Regions from separate parts of the Mus musculus genome. Here regions 1 and 2 are each linked to region 3. The links are chromatin loops, found by intact Hi-C in ENCODE. Cell type or tissue: heart. All regions are shown on one strand. Links, peaks and the distances in the headings refer to the core of each region. The heading gives the core; the rest is flanking DNA.

Region 1 (6,962 bases), core at 764-5,763, 69 kb before region 3:
ACAAATGTGAGTGGAGTAAGTAATGCCAAGGGATCCATACAGTGGGGAGGGCTGAGAGAGGGGGAGGGATCCATACAGTGGGGAGGGCTGAGAGAGGGGGAGGGATCCATACAGTGGGGAGGGCTGAGAGAGGGGGAGGGATCCATACAGTGGGGAGGGCTGAGAGAGCGGGTGCAACCAGCAGAGAAAGCATGGAGAGTAGAGATGGCACCTGACTGTGGCCCACTGTGTGTGTGAACAGCGATAGAAGATATCTTGTGGCTGCCAGGGCTGAGGGAGCCATGGAAGGTCGAGATGTGCACAGACCTATGGGGCCAGTGAATAGTTACAAGGGCATCAAGATGTAAACATTAATAGTAAAGAATAGGGGGAAGTTAGGGAGGATGGAATGGGTGGATTTAGGGACAGGCAGTTAGCCCTGAGGTAAGGGGCAGGACTGAGCATTAGTAACAGCCAGGGCAACAGGAAGACGGTGTAGGTAAGTACTTGCCTTGTAAGCATGAACCTATGCAATTCCCAGAACCTGTGCAAAAGAAGAGAGAAGTGGGGAGCAGCCTGGCATAGTGCATAAAACATATAATGGTGTTCACTTATAATCCAAGCTCTGGAGAGGTAGAGTCGCGAGAGACAGGGGGCTTGCTGACCAACCTAGTCTACTTGGTGAGTTCCAGGCAAGTGAGAGATACCATCTCAAAAACCAAAGACAGATGAGTGAGAAATGAAGACAGGCTCTTGAGGTTGTCCATTAGTCTCCACAGACATACACAGGCTCACAAAGACACTACATGCACACAGAAGTGTGTAATGAACGCACACACACACATACATGAACACTCTAGTGTGCACACACAGAGCTTGACAGGACTTTGGAGCAGTCATCAAAACTCAGGAAAAGCCAGGCGTGGTGGCTCACGCCTTTAATCCCAGCACTCGGGAGGCAGAGGCAGGCGGATTTCTGAGTTCGAGGCCAGCCTGGTCAACAAAGTGAGTTCCAGGACAGCCAGGGCTATACTGAGAAACCCTGTCTCAACCCCCCCCCCAAAAAAAAGCCTCAGGAAAAGAGTATTGAACATTGAAGCTTTGTTGAGCCTGGGCAGCTGTGCCAGGAATCAACAACAGAGACCCCACCCCACCTATGACTTAGCACACGCAGAAGTCCAGAAACAGGCTATGGACCTGGTGTTGAAACCTCTCTAGCCTACAGGATAGGAAGAAATGGCCAGAGAACAATCCCAGGACAGAGAATCATCTCTAGGTGATGTTCTAGGCTATAGCATCTCCCAGTCACTCTCAGAAACCTACAGGGCAGGGAAAGCCAGTAGGGAGGAGACAGCCACCTCAGGCAAACAACACACAAGGAGGTCTGAAAAGTCAGACACACACTACCCACAAGAGAAAATATGGAACAAGACAGCAAAAGTCAGCATGCCCAGACTGATACGGGCCTTTTACAGAAAGTGACAGGGATTAGAGATCTCATGGCCGTCATGTCTCAGGGACTATGGTCAGCAGGCACCTGGGTGGAGAAGGACCTATTGGCAGAGCTGAGTCTCCTGTTCAGCATTCTTACTACTATAAAACACTCAACCATCTGCTATGAAAGAAGCCCAGGAGGTTCTGAGAAGCACTAATATGTCTGTTCCCTTGACTGGGGTCATGGTACCACAGGGCTTGGTCATGTGTCCCAAATCATTGAGTTGAATATGTATCTGTCATGCAGAAAATACAAATACAGCTTTCATAAGAGAGTGAGCTGAGGCTGGGCAAGATGGCTCAGCCAAGGTTTTTGCCATGCAATCATAAGGACATGAGTTTGATCTCCGGAACCTGTACTAAGTCACGTATGGTGGCACGTTATCTCAAGGAAACTGGAGAATTCCTGAGGCTTGGTGGGCAGCCAGCATACCAATTTGCTAAGTCCTTGGTACTCATAAAAGAGCCTGTCTCAAAAATCAAGATGGGCCAGTGAAATGGCTCAGCGGGTCGTGCACCTAACCCTGATAACCTGAGTTTGATCCCGGGACCTCACATTATACAGAGAGCTGACTCTTTTAAGTTGTCCTCTGACCTCCACATATGTGCCATAGCATACATTCACACATGCATGTATATACACACACACACACAACTAATCATATATACACTAGACAAAAACAATCAAAACAACCAGGGCAAAAGAACCATGACTGTAAGGCCTGTAGCAGAAGCCATTAGTTACCAACTAGGAGGTAGCTGCAGCTATTATGCAGGGGAAATTCAAGAACCCCAGGCTCAGGAAGATTCTGGAGGGAGACGCAATGCAGCTGATGAGGGAGGCCCCTAAGGCTGTTGCAGCTGTGGACTGCTAGACTCTACCTGCAAACACTGGGCTTTTGTGTTTGGGGTAAGGCCCAAGCACTGGGATGCTACAAGCTTTCAGTCTGTACTTTTCAAACAGAGCTGGAACTCACTGGGGTCATCCACTGGGCATAGCTGGGCAGCAATCACATGTTACCCCATCATGACATTCGCTCTAGGGACATCTGAAGCTCTAAAAGGAGGGCCAGCCCCCTGTCAGAGCTTTGGAAGGTATGCATTTATGCATCAGGGTAAAGTTGAGGCTGGCAGTCACCTCACTGAAAGGAGCTTGTTTGATGTGACAGTGGTGATAGCAGGATCTGGGGGAGGTGGGCTGTCTAGAAGCAGCCAACCACAGCTGGGCACCATGACAATTTTGGAGCAAAGTGTGGTGTTGCAAAATGGGGCTGGGAACAAGACCCAGGTGTGGGTCTGTGCATACTTAGGCATGTTATTTCAGCCTGTTCTCCTGTTCCTATGAGGCCAGGAGGCTGGGAAACCCCCTCAAACAGAAGAAACCAGTGGCCTGGCAAAGTGCCATGTTTTCCCCTGTGCCCTGGTCTTAAGTGGCAGAGGCTAGGCCAGAGGCAGCTCTCGGATGGTAACATGGCTTCTTCCCTAGCCTGCTTCTGCACAGTGTGGGCAGCCATCCTGGTGTGTAAAAACCAAGGACCATGGACCCCAAAAGCTTCTGCACCCTGGGGACAATAATTTGAAGTCCAAACAGGAAGGGGGACCAGCCCGGAGCACTTGGAACGGTTCCATGGCAGCAGAGTGAGTGACTCTGACACCGCTGTGGCCTCCGAGCAGAGAGCCTCATTTCCTCAAGAATGTTTTTGTCATTTTGTCATCATGCTTCTCACCGTGGTCGAGGTCGCCCTTGAGGCCACTAGAGGCCAAGTCCCGGTGAGGAAGGAAAGAGACAGAGGTGGGGCAGAGCCCAGGAGGAGACCAGGGCGAGGCCTGGGAGAGTCAAGTCTTCGGAGTCCCATCGTCCGTCTACTGAGTGACCCGAAGCAACCTGTAGCCTCCATGGGCAGCAGACACTGGGAAATATTCACAATTCCTGCTTAGGGTCAGCTTAAAGTGGGTAACACTATATGACACTTTATTGGGGATAGAGATATCTCATCTAGAACATTAGAACATTATTCTTCAGCCTCTTCTTACCTGGAACTATATGGAAGCAGTTTTCTGTCCTATATGGATACAGAAGAGGCTGGAGAAATAGTCTCTGTACCTGACATTTGCTAGGCAATTGCCCAACCTTCAAGGCTGTACCCTACCCTAGTATGAGGATGATGGCATAATGTTTCCCAGGGGATAATGTACAGTAGGAGGCACCTCTCACATGCCAGTGCACTGACAGTTACTGATTCTCCTCTAGTTAGACACTAGTCAGTAGCTATTCAGCACAGTTAATGGATTTATATAGCTACTTCCACATAACATACAAGGCAAAAAACTCACTCAGTCCCACCTCTATGTCCGTGTCTTCCTGATTCCCACAGTGACTTGTTTCTGCCTCTCTCATCCCCCAGCCAGTCCATCCTGTATAGCTGTGGGCATATCTGGTTTATTTGTCCTACCAGGTCAGGAGGGATTCAAGAGTCCCCAGCACATAGTGCAGTGTAGCACATTGCTGGTGGTTGGGAAATGTCTGTTGAGTGAATGCATGAGCGGAAGGATAAATGGTCATTGGGTACCGGGTTCCTGAGGTTTTCAGTCTGTAATTGACCTGATGCCCAACCCCTAGGGTGAATGTGAGGAGCCCAGATGACTCTGACAATATTTGAGGTCTGTGAAAGTGAGAGGCCCATCAGTCAGATCACTTTCTCCTGGCCACTTCTTGGGCTGGGTCTGGGGTGGTTACTGCAAGGTAGTTCAGTGTTGAGTGCCCCAAAGCTTCAGAGTTCACCCTGACAGGGAGAGTCAGCATCAAAGGTTAACTATCTGAAGATTGTTTAGGGAAGAGACACAGGCAGAGTGCTCAATGCTCTGAGTTCAATCTGTGTCCTATAGGGATGTGCTTAGGAGACACTGCCAGTGGGAAGCTTTGGCTGCATAGTTGTCTAGCAGGAGAGGAAATGGCACCATTGGGTCAGGTACCCCAGAGTTAAAGAATCCAAGGAACTTGAGGAGACAAATGCAGTCAAGGCCAAGGGCTGTGGCTGAGCTTGAAATGGGGCAGCAAAGACTCTCTCTCCTTTCTTTCTGATCCCCTCCTGGTGCTTCCTATTGTTTAACTGTTATCAGAAGTAAGAGGGCAAACGAGCTAGAGATGGTCAAAAGAATTTATGTCCCTAGCTCAAAGGGCATAGGAGTAAATAGACATTTAATAACCCCCAATGGTTTGTGTTGCTATAACAAAATATCTAAAGCAGAACACTTACAAAAAAAATGTCTATTTAACTCAATGATTTTGGAGTCTTTACGTTCAAGATCAATTGTCCCCATTAGTCCAGCCTTAGGAGAGGGCCTTTTGATGCTTGGCTGCATCCTTTCCTAGCAGATGGACTGGCACCATGGTGGGAGCTCAAGAGAAAGAGAGTGGAAGCCAGAGGCTTTCACAGAGGACTAGCCTTACTCTTTTATAACAGTGTACTCTTGAGGAAACTCAAGAGATCCCATGAGAAGTACATTTACCAGTTCCAATGACAATACTTCCAGTGACTTAATTAGACAAGGCCATGCCTATTAAGTATCCTACCACCTATTAATGTCATCTCACTGGGGACCAAGTTTCCAACACACAGTGAGAAGCAGGGAGCCTGTGTGTCCCCCTGGTCTCTTCCCCTCTTGGTATGAAGCCACCAGGATTCGTTCGTGTAGATTCTACCTGGTATGGTTACCTTCTAGTCATCTCCCAAAGTCCCTTCTTTATATACCACAGCCAAATGATGTTTTTACTCTCTTAATGCCTTAGCGGGGGGGGGGGGGGATTATACTTTAGCACATAAAGCCTTAAGGGGCACCCTGATACCAATCGTAATCATGGCACTCCAGGCTGATTTCTGGTCTTCTTCACCCAACTATGTTATCTTGTTCTCCCAGTCACCCACTGAGTACCCTGCTTCTAAACTTTCTGGTTTTATAAATGCTCTGAACAGCTCACCATTGCAACCCCATGGTTGTAGACCAATACCTAATGCCTCCTACTGCTGTGGCCCTTTTTTTGTTTGTTTTGGCTTTGAGATCCAGTCTCACTATGTACTCCAGGTTGGCTTCAAACTCTTAATCCTCTTGTCTTTCAGGTGCTGGGAGTACAGGCATGAGCCAACATACCTGGCCAAAATACCATGCTTGGATGCCAAATTCTGGACACCATCAGAAAGGTCAAGGAACTTCTCAAGGGAAGCGAGGTTCCTTGATTCCCAGGGCTGCAGGTGCCATGATTTGAGAAATGAAAACCTTTGCTCTTAGCAACACCAGGGACTTCAGTCCTCCCTGCCCCTTTGCTTTCCTTCCCTTGGGCTCAGTGCTGTTGAGGTCAAGGAAGCAGAGGATCAGAATGTTGGGTACCTATGGGGATGGGGAAGGACATAGGCCCTCTCTCCACTAGGCAGGCAACTTCCTTATGGGTCTGGAATTAAATTGAAATAATCATCAGTTACCCTGAGAACATGGGCAGTAGAGACTTGGCATCAGATGCAGCGCCAGCAGGAGTCAGCAGATAACAGAGTCAGAAGATCCCTGGTCATGTCACAACCATGATGGGTAAAAGCTATATGGAAGGGGTGATCCTTTTTCTGTTTGCTTCATCTCCATCCAGGAGGTTGCCAACCTGGATCCCAAGTAGCACCAGTTGGCATCAGTTGGAGTCAGTTCTAATCTGCTGTGGGCATTGGTCTGACTCCAACCTAACTAATCTCAGCTAAGAGGCAGATAGACCTGGAGCTCTGGGCGATGGCTCAGATAACCTGTTCTTCCCCCCCCCCCCCACCCCCTATTTATCTACAAGCTCTCTCTTGACCACTTGCCCTGAGCAAGACCCAGAAAGCGCTGAATGTGTGTAAGTTGCCTCACCTTCTTGGGCCTGTGTTTTCTCTTCTTAACAATGAGTTACTGAGACACAAAGGTGCTATGACTCTCTGATAGGACCTGGGGTGCTCCAAGATACCTGTCTTGGCTATCTGGAATGGGTAGCCTGCATCTTTTCCATCATGAAGGTGTCTACTTGAGAAGGAACAGGAGAATCAGATTTAAATCTGACCCTTTAACATCTCAGCACTGCCCTTCAGCATGGCTAAGAATTCACTTCTCTGGGCATGAACATTTCCTCTATAAAATGGACAGACACACAGACACATGCCCTTCAGGCTCTGAGGGAGTGGTGGGACCCTCCTTGCATAATCATAGTAGTCACACCTCTTTCTTCCCCACTTCCCTCTGTCCTGCCTCGGGTTGTGTGTGTGTGTGTGTGTGTGTGTGTGTGTGTGTGTGTGTGTGTGTGTGTGTGGCTCAAGGAGCTTGCTTCACAGTGCCCCCTGGATGAAAGGCCCCAGGCCACAGGAAAACCTGTTGTTTCCACAGCTCTGGGCTTCCTCCCTTTGTCTCAGCGTTATAAACAAGCCCATTCCCAAAGCCACAGCTGATGATCCAGCTGCAGGCTGTCCTTAGGCAAT
Region 2 (6,962 bases), core at 1,132-6,131, 51 kb after region 3:
CACTTGCTACTAAATCTGAGGACCTAAGTACAATCCCCAGGGCATGATGAGAGGAGAAAACCAACTCCTCCAAGTTGTCCTCTGAGCTCTACATCACACCACGGCACATGTACCCTCACCACAAACAAACAAACAAATGTAATAAAATGAAAATGTAGAGCCTGTAACTATCCATACAAATAGCTCCTCTAACCTACAAAGAAGAGCGGTACTATTCACGAAGTTAGCACGGCTCTATATGGACTTGGGGCAAAAACAATCAGAACATATGACTAACTTCTTTAGTTGGTATAACTTTAAATTAGTAGCACGGTGCTTTCGCATTAGACTTGGCATTACAAGCTCCAGTCTTAGTGCAGAAACTTTGTGAAGATGGTGCTCAGTTTCTAGGACACCACATAAAAGGTGCTCTGACTTCTTCCCAACAATAGAGAGCGTCGTCTACTGTGTTGACTGAGAGGCTTCCTGTCCAAGCCGCACTGAGGACTTCAACACAGTTGAGGAGGGATGGTGACAAAGAAGGGAAATAAACATGGAACATGTCTCCAGATAACTCACTGGGAAGACTGATGCCTGTTAAATCAGGAAAATAAAATTCAAGAGTGTGTTGGCTTCCTTTTCCTTCTTCCTTCTTTCTAAGATTTACTTGTTTATTTTAGACATATGAATGCTCTATTTGCATTTACACCTGCATGCCAGAGGAGGGCATTATCCCATTACAGATGGTTGTGAGCCACCACATACCTGCTGGGAATTGAACTCAGGACCTCTGGAAGAGCAGCCAGTGCTCTTAACCACTGAGCCATCTCTCTAGCTCATGTGTTGACTTTCTAAATGTAAAACTCTAAGATTATTGGGCTAGTGAGATGGCTCAGCAGTTAAGAGCATTGGCTGCTCTTCTAGAGGCCCTGAGTTCAATTCCCAGCAACCATATGATGGCTCACAACTATCTATAAGGAGATCTGATGCCCTCTTTTGGTCTGTAGATATATACACAGCAGAGCACTCATAAATTAAATAAATAAATATTTTTTAAAAAGACAAAACAAAATAAATTATTAAAAAACTCTTAAGATTAATTTGCTATAAAAAGTCATTTTGGCTAGGTGAAATTTCAATATTAAAAAATGTCTATTGGATCTACAAGAGAAAAAAACAAAACAAACAAACAAACAAACAAAAATCCACACCTCAAGCCAGGCCTGGTGGTGTACTCAGGAGGCAAAGGAAAGCTGGGAGTTCCAGGCTGGCCAGGACTACATAGGAGACTTGGTTGTTGTCGATGTTTCTTAAATATCCAGGGCTAAAGGTTATCGAACCTCTATCTCAGACAAGTAAGTGCATAGAAATTTCTCTTGCTTAGCTACAAAGGCTTGGCTCAGGTCCCACCCCAACATTCAAAGAAGCAAAAGCACCCTTTGGAAGCTATCAACCAAAATCTCCAGCAATTAATGTCACTTTATGGAAAAACTAAGCATTTACCCCAGAACTTCATGACTTACTCACTGATTATAGGAAAACAAAATGAATCTCCAAGACTTTCAAAACACAGTGTCACTGAAGTTGGTCAGTGTTAAAAATCAAAGTGGTCTCACTTTTAACATACAGGTCTATGCTAGAGAGTTCCAAATATGACAGCCACTACGAACCAACAATCACAAACATGCTCTCACTCATGAACACCACATGACCCTCATGGTATCTAAGCTTCCACCCCATTCATCTGAACAAAGGATTTGTACAGAAAAGCAAAAACAGAACAATTGCTTTAAGTGCCTAAAGGAGGCTTACGCTGAACTCTTTCAGTCACAGAAGCGTCCGTCAGGTGTTTTAATACAGGGAGGTAGCCAGGGATGCTGCGAGTCCTGTGGTGGCAAAGCTGGAGTGTTAGCGCACCAGTAAGATCACATGGGGATGTGATGAAGAAGGGATGGAGCTAAAACTGGTTACAGAAGCACACAGTGATGCACAGGAATGACTCATCTGCTGGGCATGCTGGGTAAAACCTGAACAATGGGCAGTCTAGGAAGAAGAGCTTTACCATGAAGTCAGAGTCAAGGACTGAAGGCAGAGGTCCCCCTAGGCCATGTGGAGTACAAAGGAATTTTAACCAGGGTAGAGATTAATGTGCAAAACTCTGACATGGGCACTGTGCTGACTGATGGCCTTGCATTTCTACCCTTACCCCATATCCTCTTGGCATCAGCCTGTCTTCTGGAGGACAGACACACAAAAACCATGACAACAATTCTCAATTATATGGATTACCCAGCTCACTAGGCATGCTTTCCAGACTGCCATTCTGTTTGTTTACCTCTAAAACTTCCCAGATTCTCTACAACGGTTTCCAAGCTTAACCACAGTCTAAAAATACTAAGTGCAAAATTGCAGAAAAATACAATTTAAACTTCACAGTTCTAATAAGTGTGATAACATCTGACATAATCTTGACTGGAACACAAATTGTCTTTTTGTTCAGTGTGTTCATGGTATATATGCTGCTCACCTGTTAGTCATTGATAATAATTTCTGTTATCTGATCAACTGCCTAGTGTCACAGCTCTTGTGTTTAAAGAACCCTAATTTTACTTAATAATGACTCCTAAGTATAGACAGAGGGTTGCAAAAGTTACTCCAGGGCATGGAACCTGGGACAGGCTATCTCCAGTACTATTTGGCAATGCTACAGTTCATAGAGTAAGGACATAGTATACATCTCACAGGGCTGAGTAGTATCCAAGGTTTCTAAAATGCACTGGTGTCTCAGTATAGTCTCCTCAGCTATGGGGATGACTGGACCACGCAGGACATGGGAAACACTATGAAAACAATCAGCTTACTCCAGACAATCTTAATCTGGCAAAGTTGCTCTGCCTTCACTTCTTTTTCTTGACCAGTGGTTTCTTCTCTTAGTCATGCAGAACATCTTTCCACAATTTAATCCGAGGAGCCTAAATAAATAAATAAATAAATAAATAAATAAGTTCTACATACGATAACTAAGTGACGTTTAGGAGGAGGGCTGTGTTCATTAACACAGAAAAAGCTCTAAGAAGGCTACAATATAGCTTTGTTAATTGACCGCATGCTTCCAAATATCTATAACCCACGGGACACTTGGGAGTTGGGTGGGATGAAGAACTAATATGAGGCACTGGCCACAGCTTCAACTGAAGCCGATCTAGTTCCAACCTTCCTCTACCCGCAAATACGTGCTCTTCTACAGCGTGGTCCTCTTGCCTCTACCCCATGGGTGGTTGCTAGGCTACATCTCTAGCTCTACAATGGAAATTATTAATGAAGAAAAAACATAGTTACATTCCCTTAATCAGCCCAGCTAGTAGCTAGGACTCTTGAGAGCAAATAGTCCAGCAGATAATTCTGAAGCTGCACCACGGATGGGTGTGTGGGGCAGCACACTGGTAACAAACTGGACCTAGCTGATCTCCTTTCAGTCACCTGTTGCTTTTGCAACTCTCAAAAGGGGAAACCATCTTTTATTTTAAGTGGAGGAAAAGGAATTATTTTGAATTTGTGCCTCTGCAATCATACAGCAGTTTTCTAGAAATTGGTTAAAAATGTCAACCTATCTACTTAAGGCAGAGACTGAGTATTTAAGTGTCTTTAGCCATGAACTGGAGACAGTGAACGCTACTACTCAGGAGCTCCACCTGGTGCCAGCTTTCCAAAAGACACCCTACACTGCACAAGGAAGAATGGTCTGTAGGAAACACAGCCATCACTCACAAGGTCAAAGAGCCATCCTCTAGGGGGAAGAACATGTTACGTCTTACGTAGTGGTTATGATCAATGATGCTCAGAAATGTATTCTGTTTACATATCATTTTCTGCTATTTGTAAGAAACAGACCACTGGAGAGATGGCTCAGCGGTTAAGAGCACTTACCAACTGCTCTTCCAAAGGTTCTGAGTTCAATTCCCAGGAACAACATGGTGGCTCACAACCATCTATAATGGGATCCGATACCTCTTCTGGTGTGTCCAAAGACAGCTACAGTGCACTCATATAATAAATAAATCTAAAGAAAGAAAGAAAGAAAGAAAGAAAGAAAGAAAGAAAGAAAGAAAGAAAGAAAGAAAGAAAGAGAAAGAGAGAGAGAGAGAGAGAGAGGAAGAAAGAAAGACAGACAGACCTTTGTAATAGTTTGAATATACTGGAGGTGTGGCCTTGTTAGGGCAGGTGTGTCGTTGTGGGTGTGGGCTTTTATACCCTAGTCCTAGCTACCTGGAAGCCAGTATTATGCTAGCAGCCTTCAGATGAAGATCTAGAACTCTCAGCTCCTCCTACACCATGCCTGCTTGGATGCTGCCATGTTCTTGCCCTGATGATAATGGACTGAACCTCTGAACCTGTAAGCCAGCCCCTATTAAATGTTGTCCTTATAAGAGTTGCTTTTATCATTGTGTCTGTTCACAGCAGTAAAGTTCTAACTAAAACAACCCTCCATCACATAAACTTTAAAAACCTGAGTGTGTACCTAAACCTACTTTTACAGAAAGGAATTAGGAATGATGACCTCTCTAATTTCTTAAAAACCGATAAGCTGCAGATAGCTTATTTAAACTATTTCAATACGCATGGTAGTTAGAGAAAAGTTTCTTAATGTTGCCATTAAAAAAATCTATTTTGTTATACTTAGAAGAAATAGTCACAAAAATGGCAAGGCAAGTCACTAAGTTAAATGTTTTACTGTAAGCCTGCAGTTTTATGCTAGTAGTTTGAAATCCCATACTCATGAGCAGTAAAGCTGACAGCAGTGAAGGGTGTGTGCATCAGTGTGTCAGTGCTGGGCTTTAGGGTACAGGCTTTAGAGCGCAGAGTTTCTCACAGGCCTGAGAGCAGCCAGGCAGGTGAAGACTGTCGCCTCCATTTCCTGCCATGGCTCCACAACGCAGCTTATTCTGCCATTAAGAGACTCCCATGCAGTTCCCTCAACACCCACTTGGCTTTGATAGACATGAGACCAGGAAAAGGCCTCCAGAGAAGGCAGAACCAGGTGGCCATATCCAAGGGAGAGAACTTTACAGCTGTCATCCTACCTGTCTCTCTCAACTGTGGTTTATCAGACAAAAGTGTGACCCGTGCATGTGACTCAACACAGAGGCCTGCTATCTACAGTCACAGCACACAGCCTTTTGGTAAGAGTCACTTAGCAGGAGGCCAAGCGAAGGCACTATTTTCCAAGACAGATGGGAACATGGGCCATAGGACATTATTGGGCCAGTAAGTTTTTCTGGTTAGTGTGACTTTCTACCCATGTTTGCATGAGGAACTCAGTAGCCAATGCTGGGACTGTAGTTCTGGCTGACCAGTGAAGCTCAGACAGGTTGAATTCCTGTGGAAAGTCATGACTAGAAGTGCAGAGGACTTCGGTGCAGGTCTGTGAAATGATGACAGACCTGCTCTCGCTACTTACTACATGGTCTCATTTCTGTTTGTTATTTCTGGACTGTAAGTCTCATTTACCTTGTTTTGATTTGCTTAATTAACATCCTTCTACCTCTGCTGTCAGTTCCACAAAGTGAGATCTTATGCAGGACTGTAACCTAGTAAAAGCCTGAAATACAGATCCGGTGCTATTTCTAGGGTTTGATGACTGTAGACTGCATGACATAGAAACAAACCTGTGCAGCTGAAGAGTGCCAGTGTGATCCAAAGCCACCACAGGGTGTCACCCAATGCCAGGGAGCACTGTTCCATGGTTCTTCTACTGAACCATTTACTTAGTAAACTGGGCTTTTTTGGCCACAGCTAACTAAAACAGAATGGTGTTCATGTACGTGATCTGGCTGGGAACAAGTAGGAATTTTAGTGCTATGCTAGCCTCAAAAGCAAAGGGAACCACTCTCATCCCAGCCTTCCCACAGCCAAGACAATGGACCCTGGTGCAGGGCCTGTACTACTCAGTGCAGGGTCCACAGATCTGGCCAAGGTTAAATTTAGTAAGGCAACTGCATTGTATAGGGTCCTAAGAAAAGTTTCTGCCCTAGATTTATTATTGTCTTTGCTTAGGACGATTGAGATAAGACATTTATGAAAACACTTCCTGAGAAATGGAATCCTAGAATTAAAAACCCTTAAGAAGGATAGGCAGAGGTGTACACTTAAAATCTAGCACTTGGGAAGGGGAAGCGGGGAGATTTCAAGTTTGAGGACCGTTTAGGGTACATTATGAGCTCAAAGCTGGCATGAACTGCATAGGGAGACCCTGTCTCAACAACAACAGCCACAGCAGCAGCAACAGTGACTTCTTCCTAGCATCATGAAGCAATCATGGCTCACCCTGCAGAGGAAAATAGTGCAGACAGGAAGCAAGGAAATCAGAAGGTACACTGAGGGTTTGCTAAGCACAAACTGCAACTCACCTTGCCTCTATCAGAAGCAACTGATCAAGACCTAGGCTCTGGCTGACCAGCTAAAGGTAATGGTGAATCTTTACATCTACATAGGCCTTAGGCTCCCCAGGTGAAGCAGAGCCCAGAGCAATTTGTATATTTTTTTGTGCTTCCTACATTTTCAGGTAATATTTAATTCCTTCTCAGATTTCTGACAGGTTTGAAAATTAGTTAAGTCTCATTATTGAACTTAAGTTGTTTAGCATTAAAGAAGATGTTCTAAATTTGAAAGGATGGTTTTCAGATTGTTAATGCAAGTTAAAATCAAAACATAATTCAGGTATAGAATTTCAAACTCTTTAAGTTAGGATAGATGATAGAGTACTGTGTCTAAGTTGACAAAATTGATAGGCTAGACATTATTAGTGTTTATCATACTTTACAGTTTACATAATTGTTATAATTATTTTCAATGTATACCTGAGAGAAAAGGCCTTTTTAACTGGACAAAGGGGGAAATGTAGCTGCTTATATTCGCAGGCTAATTATGTTCCCCCAAAAACTTGATTGCAAGAATGTCTGCATGTAAGACACTGAGGGGCCCTG
Region 3 (6,962 bases), core at 692-5,691:
TCACTTAGAAGTATGTCTCGAAAAGTGTCCACAGCACCAGATGTAGAGATGGCACTAGTTTTGCAAGATGTCCAGAATCCAGACACACCGAGTGCTCTATCCGTGGCCTGACTATAAAATGTGGCTCTGGTCCCCAAACGTACCCAGATGCTCTAGACTTACTAAAACACGGTTTGCACTTTAAATCCTAACAAATGTCTAATTTGTGATACACTTTCTCATTTGTCATGTAGTAGGCACGCCTCAACGTATTCATGGTACACTAAAATAGTTCACTTTCTATTGCTAAAAATCCTTTACCTGGGTTTTAAGGTTGACGTTTGGGAAGCCTGCAGTAGCAAATGTTGGGAGTCTCTCATCTGTGCCTTCCCTCACATGGGCCAGAAAGAGAAGAAAGTTCTCAGGAAGGAGGAGTACAGGGGGGCTGCAGCTGCCCCTGCTAGCAGGCGCTGTGTGGTCTCTAACAAGCAGCAAAGAGCTGCTGTTTTCCCCTTGACCATTTTGAGCTGTACTGCTAAAGGAGGAAAGATAGTCTTTTCTGCAAGATGAACTGCACACTCAGAAAGCCTGCAGTTGTATTCCAGACAGAGTTAGTCCACAGGAAGGTTTGTCTCCCACATCTCTGTCCCTGTCCTCACCCCCCAAATAAGGCAGCCTGGATTCCTTTCCAGGTTCCCCACCCTTTTATCTCCACCAGGGCCTTCCTCAGAAACCTGGTAAAAAATAAAAAACATTCTCTCCCCAACTGGGACTGAACCACAGAGAGATTCATAAAATTCATTAAAAAAGAAAACAATATAAGCTTTCAGATAAAAAAAATGGTTGTAGATATTAGTCTATTTCTTGTTATGCTAATAGAATGGGGAATGTACAGGCTTATTATTTTGTTCGGAGGAAGGAGGCCCAACGGCAATGATCACCAATACACACTGGGTGGAGTTGGCCAAAGATTTGGATAAGAGGTGTTTGGAACCCCACAACTCTCACCAAGTGCTTTTTGGAGCCTCCAGACAGCCAGAGAGCTGGGCCATCTCTCTAGGCTCAGGCCTATTACCAGCAGAAAGCCAGCCCTCGATCTGTGACTCTGAAAGAGGAAAGAGCCCAGGCTCCTACGGAAAAGGGAAGGGCTTCCATCCCAGCGGGGTGGGGTCCAGTGGCCTGTATGCCTCTCCTGGCAGGCCTTGGTGCCCTCTGCAAACAAAATATTTTGAAGGGATCTTACTGGTTAAAATAAATAAGAACCACGTTGAAGGGTAAAGAGATTTGAAGTAAGGTAAGGTTGAAAGTTTTTTGGCTTTGAGACTAATTCAGTGGGTTAAGGCATTTTTTGCCACGAAGCCTGAAGATGTGAATGTCTAATTCCTAGAACCCACATGATGGCAAGAAAGAACTTACTCCCCACCTCCCAGATGTCTTCTGACTGCCCCCCACACACTCATGGTGGCACGAGTGTGCACGCATACACTCACTAACACAAACACATTTAATTAATACGTGTGTGTATAAGTGTGTGTGTGTGTGTGTGTGTGTGTGTGTGTGTGTGTGTGTGTAATGCATATATTAACCCACCCACCCCTGCTCTGAGTACTGGAGAGAATAGAAAATCCAACAAGAACGGGTTCCTTGGAACCGTTTTAGCATTTTCATCCCCAATTCTCTGGCCTGTCTGGTTCCAGTCAGGATTATCTGCGGACAGCACCATAGCTATAAGCAAGAAGCGATGGGATTCAAAGACCCTCTCTGGCTGCTCAAAATTTCTTTTCAAGTTATTTACACTTCTTCGATAAATAGATGAGCGAACCCAGCCTATTCGGGTGGACATCTTTTGTTGCTGATTTTCTTTTTCTTTCTGTTAAATAGTTAAAAATAGAGACGTTTCTCAGTGAGGCCTCAACTGACGTACGTTCGTTATCTTTTTCTCTGTGACAATATCTCTTTCTGATTTTCCCAGTCTACAACGTGAGGAGTGGAGTCTCCTCAGTCTTCCAGCAAACGCCGGTTCCGCCGATTCCACCCAGACTAAACGTATCTGCCCCTCTGAGTCCTTAAGCCCTAGTTCCAGTCCCCGGGACAGGCCGCGGGTCGCTCCTGCTCCTGAGACCGGAGTCTCAGCTCCGCGACCCAGAGTAGGGACCAGTCCGGAGCCCCGTGCTGTTCCTAAAGTTTCACTGGTTTCACCGGTTTCACCGTGGCCCGCTCAGGCCCTGGTGGTGTCTGTGTTCAAATCCCACCCCCACTCCCCACCTTTCCGAACAGCGTTGTCACCCGCGCCATCCTCGCAACAGCTTCGTGCCCCGCGCACTTACCCAGCATCTTGCTGAGCTCCGCGTTGTGCAGGTCCGGGTTCTGCACTGCCAGACGTTTCCTCTCATCCTTGGCCCACACCATGAAGGCATTCATGGGCCGCCGGATCCGGCTTTCCGAACTCTTGTCCCCTGAAGGTCGGGGGACGGCGGGCGGCGACAGCCCATCCGACAGCTCGGCTTCCAGGGCGGGACACTCCAGTCCCTCGGTCCACGGATAGGCGCCCAGCAGCGAGGCCATGGCCGAACGCGGGTCACTTGGCTTCGCCTCGTGGGGCCGGCGCTGACCTGGCCCTCGCTCAGGTCGCGACGTCCAACTTGGCCAGCAGCCTCGGGCTTGGCCCTTATTTATCAGCTTCGGGCCACCGGGTCCGCCAATGACTCTCTGGGGCGGCGCGGCCCCTCCCGGCTGCCCCGCCGCGGCGTCCCCGCTGCGACCTGCCGGCAGGGGGAGGGAGGGGCCGAGCCTGCCCCGGTGCCCGCCCCTGTCCGCCCCTCCGCCTCCCGAGCCTGCCCCGATCCCGCTCCGGTGCAGGTGCTGCAGGGCCAGGAGGAGCGCGCCCACGGCTCGAAGTCACCACTGCTTGGCGCAGGAGTCAGGTCCAGCCCCTGTTCCGTTGTTGGGCTGCCCTCCGCGCTGGGACCAGACTCCACCAAAACTCCCGCAAAGGAAAACCGAACTCAAACAGCTTACACCAGGATACTCGAGGAGGAGAGACACTATCAATATCCCTAGATCGGCCAAGTATGCTGTTGTGAACAGATCACACCCATGGCTTGGGTCATCTCGCCCCAGTAAACGTGGGCAGCCACCAAGGGTCTTAGGTGGATGTGGGATCCACCGGACTAGGGACTCGGCGCACTGACTTCCCTAAACTGGCACTGTGGATCTCTAGAGGGGTCGGGTTTTCTGCTATCCGATTTTCCTCTTCTTGTCTTTGCCCCCATCCCACTCTGCCTGCCGCTGACCCCGGCAGTCTGAGTCTGCATCTTCCTTGCTAGTAGCCCTTTTGCGGAATCCATTTCTGGTGCTTCTTCCGACTCTAGAGGAGCCGCTTTTCCGCTCCTATGTGTCCCAACTACTTCCTTACAGTGGAGCCTTCTCGGTTTCCCCGTATCCTGAATGAGCTGTGGACCGGGAACTTGAGACCCTAACGCACGCCGCGGCTGCTTTGGCGGTTACATCAGCGCCTACACACAGTAGGCATTCAAGAACTGCCGAATGAGTGAATGAACGAATGAGTGAAATAACGAGCCAACATGCTTTAGACACACCCCACTGTAGAAACACCGCAGGGGCGGGGGGCCTAGTTCCTGGAATTAGACCCACAAACATTTATGGCGCGCCACCCCATGTGGAGGCTCCACAGAGGCGACCTTCGAAAGAGGCAGAGTCTGAGCGGAAGACAGTGGTGTTGGGTGTGAGACTCTGTCTTGAGTTACTGAATGCGTGACAGCAAGTCCGGTATCTCCCAAGACCTTTCCTAATCCTAAAACCCGGCGATAAGGCTGATCTCACAGGCGGTGATGAGGTAAATACAGTGAGCTCTGGCTGTGTAATCTTTGATGGAGATGCCTCTCTAGTCTCAAAGTCCCTGTGAGGTGACTGAATTTGCTTACAACGTGCAAGGCGGCCAGTGCTGAGACGCTGTAAATGTCCGGAGAACTGCAACTTCTCCGACTTTAAGACCTAATTTTACCCTCAAGGACCCTAGATAAAATTCATCAGGGCATGTGCTTTCGGCATAAAATAGACTCGGGTCAGGGTCCAGCAACAGGGCTCTAAGGCCGGTGTCCCTTAAAGCCGGTGATCGCTGCCCCACCCCCCACCCCCACCCCCGCTACTGTGCAAAGCCAGGACAGCTACCAGCCAAAGGTGGTGCAGCAGGGAGCTAGTCTGGAAGAGGGTGTCCTGAGGTGCAGGCCGCAGAGCCATCAGGCACCATCCTAGACTGGAAGGTTTGCCCAGCATATCCAGAGGCAGAAGTCTCCATGGGGCTGTTGGGGGTGGGCGCTAGGCCATTTGCAGTGTTGTGCTTCACTGCCACGATTGCTCCCAGACATGCTTCTCCTTGAGAGGTATGGCTTTCTGAGAAAGAGGAACAGGACGACAATGGATCACAAGGGGCCACTAGTTTGACCCTAACTCTGCTCAAGGGACAGGTTGCTTTTAATGCAGCTTCAGAGAGGCCAGCGCCTGTTTGTGGAAATGCTGGGCTCACACAGTGCAGAACCGTTAGGGAAGACTGTAGATACCTTGGCAAACCCGGGGCAAAGAGAGGGGTCAGGCTCGGAGAATACAGGTTGGGAAAGTTGCTTCCAAGTAGTTAGTTTCACACATTGCAACTGGTGATAGTTGTGAGCCTGAAGTCTTTGTGACTTTGCTCCATCGCTGACCGACCTGCTGCTTGGAGCCATCTGTAGGCTGGAACCCGGGCTGGTTGGTTTGCTCACTTTTGTAACTTCATCTTTGTAATGATGTTTCTTCCTCTCCCTCTCCCTCTCCCTCTCCCTCTCCCTCTCCCTCTCCCTCTCCCTCTCCCTCTCCCTCTCCCTCCTCCTCCCTCTTCCTCCCCTCCTCTTTCCCCTCCTCCTCCTCCTCTTCCTCTTTTAAATTTACTTTACATCCCAATTACAGCCCCCTCCCGCCTCTCTTCCCAGTCTCACCCTTACAAATCCCTCCCCCATTGTCCCCACACCTTGTCTCCAGAGAAGGGGAACCCCCCTTGGGTACCACCCCACCCTGGGGCATCTAGTCCCAGCAGGTCTAGGCACATTCTCTCCCACTGAGAATCATCCAGGCAGTCCAAGTAGCGGGGAAGGGACCTGGGAGCACGCTCTTTGGCCAGTGGGAAAGCCGGAAAAGGGTGGAGGAGACGCCAAAGGACACAGAGTTGCAGTGACCCTGGCGCCTCTCACATCTCTGCGAAAGTCATACTTTGCAAAAGTACTGATCAGCCCTGAAGAGTCGAAAGGCCGATGAACTACAGCAGCTACGGCGCCCCGCCCCGCCCTGCCCCGCCCCGCCCCGCCCCGCCCCAGGCATTCGGATGCCGGATTTTGCCAGTGCTGGCCCAGGACTGTGTCAGTGTATTGATCTGATCATTCTAGACTCCTGTAAGAGCTGCAAATACTAGCCTTCTGCAGGCAATGACTCAGAGTCAAGGCACAGGGGCTGCAGCTGGTCATATCAGGGCATAAACCCAAAGTGGCAAGGGATCCCCAGCTCCGTGCAGGATATCAGAGTCAAATATGCAGTACCTGAGAGGCGACCTTGCACACTGGAACCTGTGTGCGGACCATGCTTCAAATTTATCTAACCCAAATCAGGGCCGACCCACACAGGCTACCGGTAATAACCCCCCCCCTCTCTCTGCTCATCTCTTAAATGACATCTAGTTTTCCCTCTCCCTCTCCCCCTCTCCCTCAGTCCTTCTCCCTCTATCCTTCTACTTTCTACCTCTGCAGTTCCCTAGCCCTGGTTTTTCAGGAAGACATAACCTGACCACAGAAACCCTCAAATCAAAGCTTCCTGCAATTTGTCCCGTGAATTCCAGCCTTCATGTCTCCTCCATCTGTAAACTGAAGATTAAACCAGGTTGCGTGTGCACATCAATGAACTGTGAAACAATAGAATGGACACATGGTGAGCTTCTAAAAGGCTTAAAAGGTCAGGCCTTCAAAATGCTCCCCTCAAGGAGAGTTTTTCCATGGCCCTGGGGGCCTAGGAGAGGGAGACAGACAAAAAGGGTCAAAGCTGGCTTGCAGGTTTGCACTTCACCAGGCAGCAGCACCGCTATGAGCCAAATAGCCACAGAGACTGAGCAGGACTTAGCACAACTTCTCAGCCTTAGCCGGAGCAGACAGCAGCTGCGCTGTCCTCACTTAGAGCAAATGTCTCTTGTTGCTGTTTGTCCCTTGATCTAAGCTGGAGGTGGAAATTTTCCTCCCCATCTTTGCTTACACTGATCTGTCTGAATTTGATTGACAGTTCACAAGCTGGTTGCTATTGGCTTGCTCCACTCTGCTTCCATACCACCTACAGGAAGTCCAGGATGAGCTTAGTACAGGGCCATTTCCCAGAGGAGGGAGGCCAGGCTGTGCCTACGAGTGATGAGCATCTACCTGGCATCTCTTGCATCAGCTCCCTAGCTCTCACATGCCCACTCTCCTTGACCCCTCCCCTTAGCTCTCTAACTTCAGGAAGTCTCAGCAGAACTTTTTTCACAATCACATCCAGAGGTCAAGACTTGGCCTGGACGCTGAAATCAAATGGGCCAAGAGCAGCTGGAGCTAGCCCAGCCCCACCTGCTTACTGTGCTCACCACTCATCCCTGGTGACTTCTATTTTTTTTTCTTTCCCCTTTGTCCTTCTGTCCTCCCCCTTCCTTTCCTCTCTCCCCTATACCTCCTTCCTCCCTCTCCCATACTTTCCCCCATTTCCCTCAGTGGGTCCCTCATCCAAAACTGGTCCAGAATTAGCAGCCCCCATTTCCCTACAATTCACTGCCTTAGAGAGTTCCTCTTTTTCAATCCATAGGAAATTTGTTCAAAGCCATTGGTGATAAACCCATGGAGGTTCCTAATTTAGAACAACTTTAGGGATGAAAACTAACAGCTAGAATCTGAGATGTCCCTGTAACTGAGCCGATTGGAGCA

The links. A loop is a pair of places that touch in the nucleus more often than their neighbours do. Peaks named below come from ENCODE experiments on the same cell type or tissue, not always from the same donor. Only the 100,000 strongest peaks of a DNase experiment are listed, where the experiment ranks them.
Region 1: it touches region 3 in a loop (5-fold over the local background); 6 of 42 quality-filtered maps call a loop at or near these places.
Region 2: it touches region 3 in a loop (3-fold over the local background); 7 of 42 quality-filtered maps call a loop at or near these places.

What each region holds. Positions count from the first base shown.
Region 1 is chr14:64,008,074-64,015,035 of GRCm38, reverse strand. All of the region lies in intron 1 of Rp1l1 (retinitis pigmentosa 1 homolog like 1), which reads right to left. Among named protein-coding and RNA genes, the nearest start is that of Rp1l1, 19 kb to the right of the region's middle. In heart, for the core only: no CTCF peak of the experiment used is centred there; a DNase peak (open chromatin) is centred at 3,195.
Region 2 is chr14:63,888,712-63,895,673 of GRCm38, reverse strand. All of the region lies in intron 6 of Pinx1 (PIN2/TERF1 interacting, telomerase inhibitor 1), which reads right to left. Among named protein-coding and RNA genes, the nearest start is that of Pinx1, 32 kb to the right of the region's middle. In heart, for the core only: a CTCF peak has its summit at 4,952; a DNase peak (open chromatin) is centred at 3,673.
Region 3 is chr14:63,939,338-63,946,299 of GRCm38, reverse strand. It overlaps Sox7 (SRY (sex determining region Y)-box 7), which reads right to left and starts at 2,594. Exons shown (of 2, transcript NM_011446.1): 1 at 2,307-2,594. The coding sequence starts at 2,544. In heart, for the core only: a CTCF peak has its summit at 2,735 (motif pointing right); DNase peaks (open chromatin) are centred at 1,109, 2,689, 3,669 and 5,159; H3K4me3 peaks cover 4,576 bases; H3K27ac peaks cover 2,144 bases; H3K27me3 peaks cover 4,804 bases.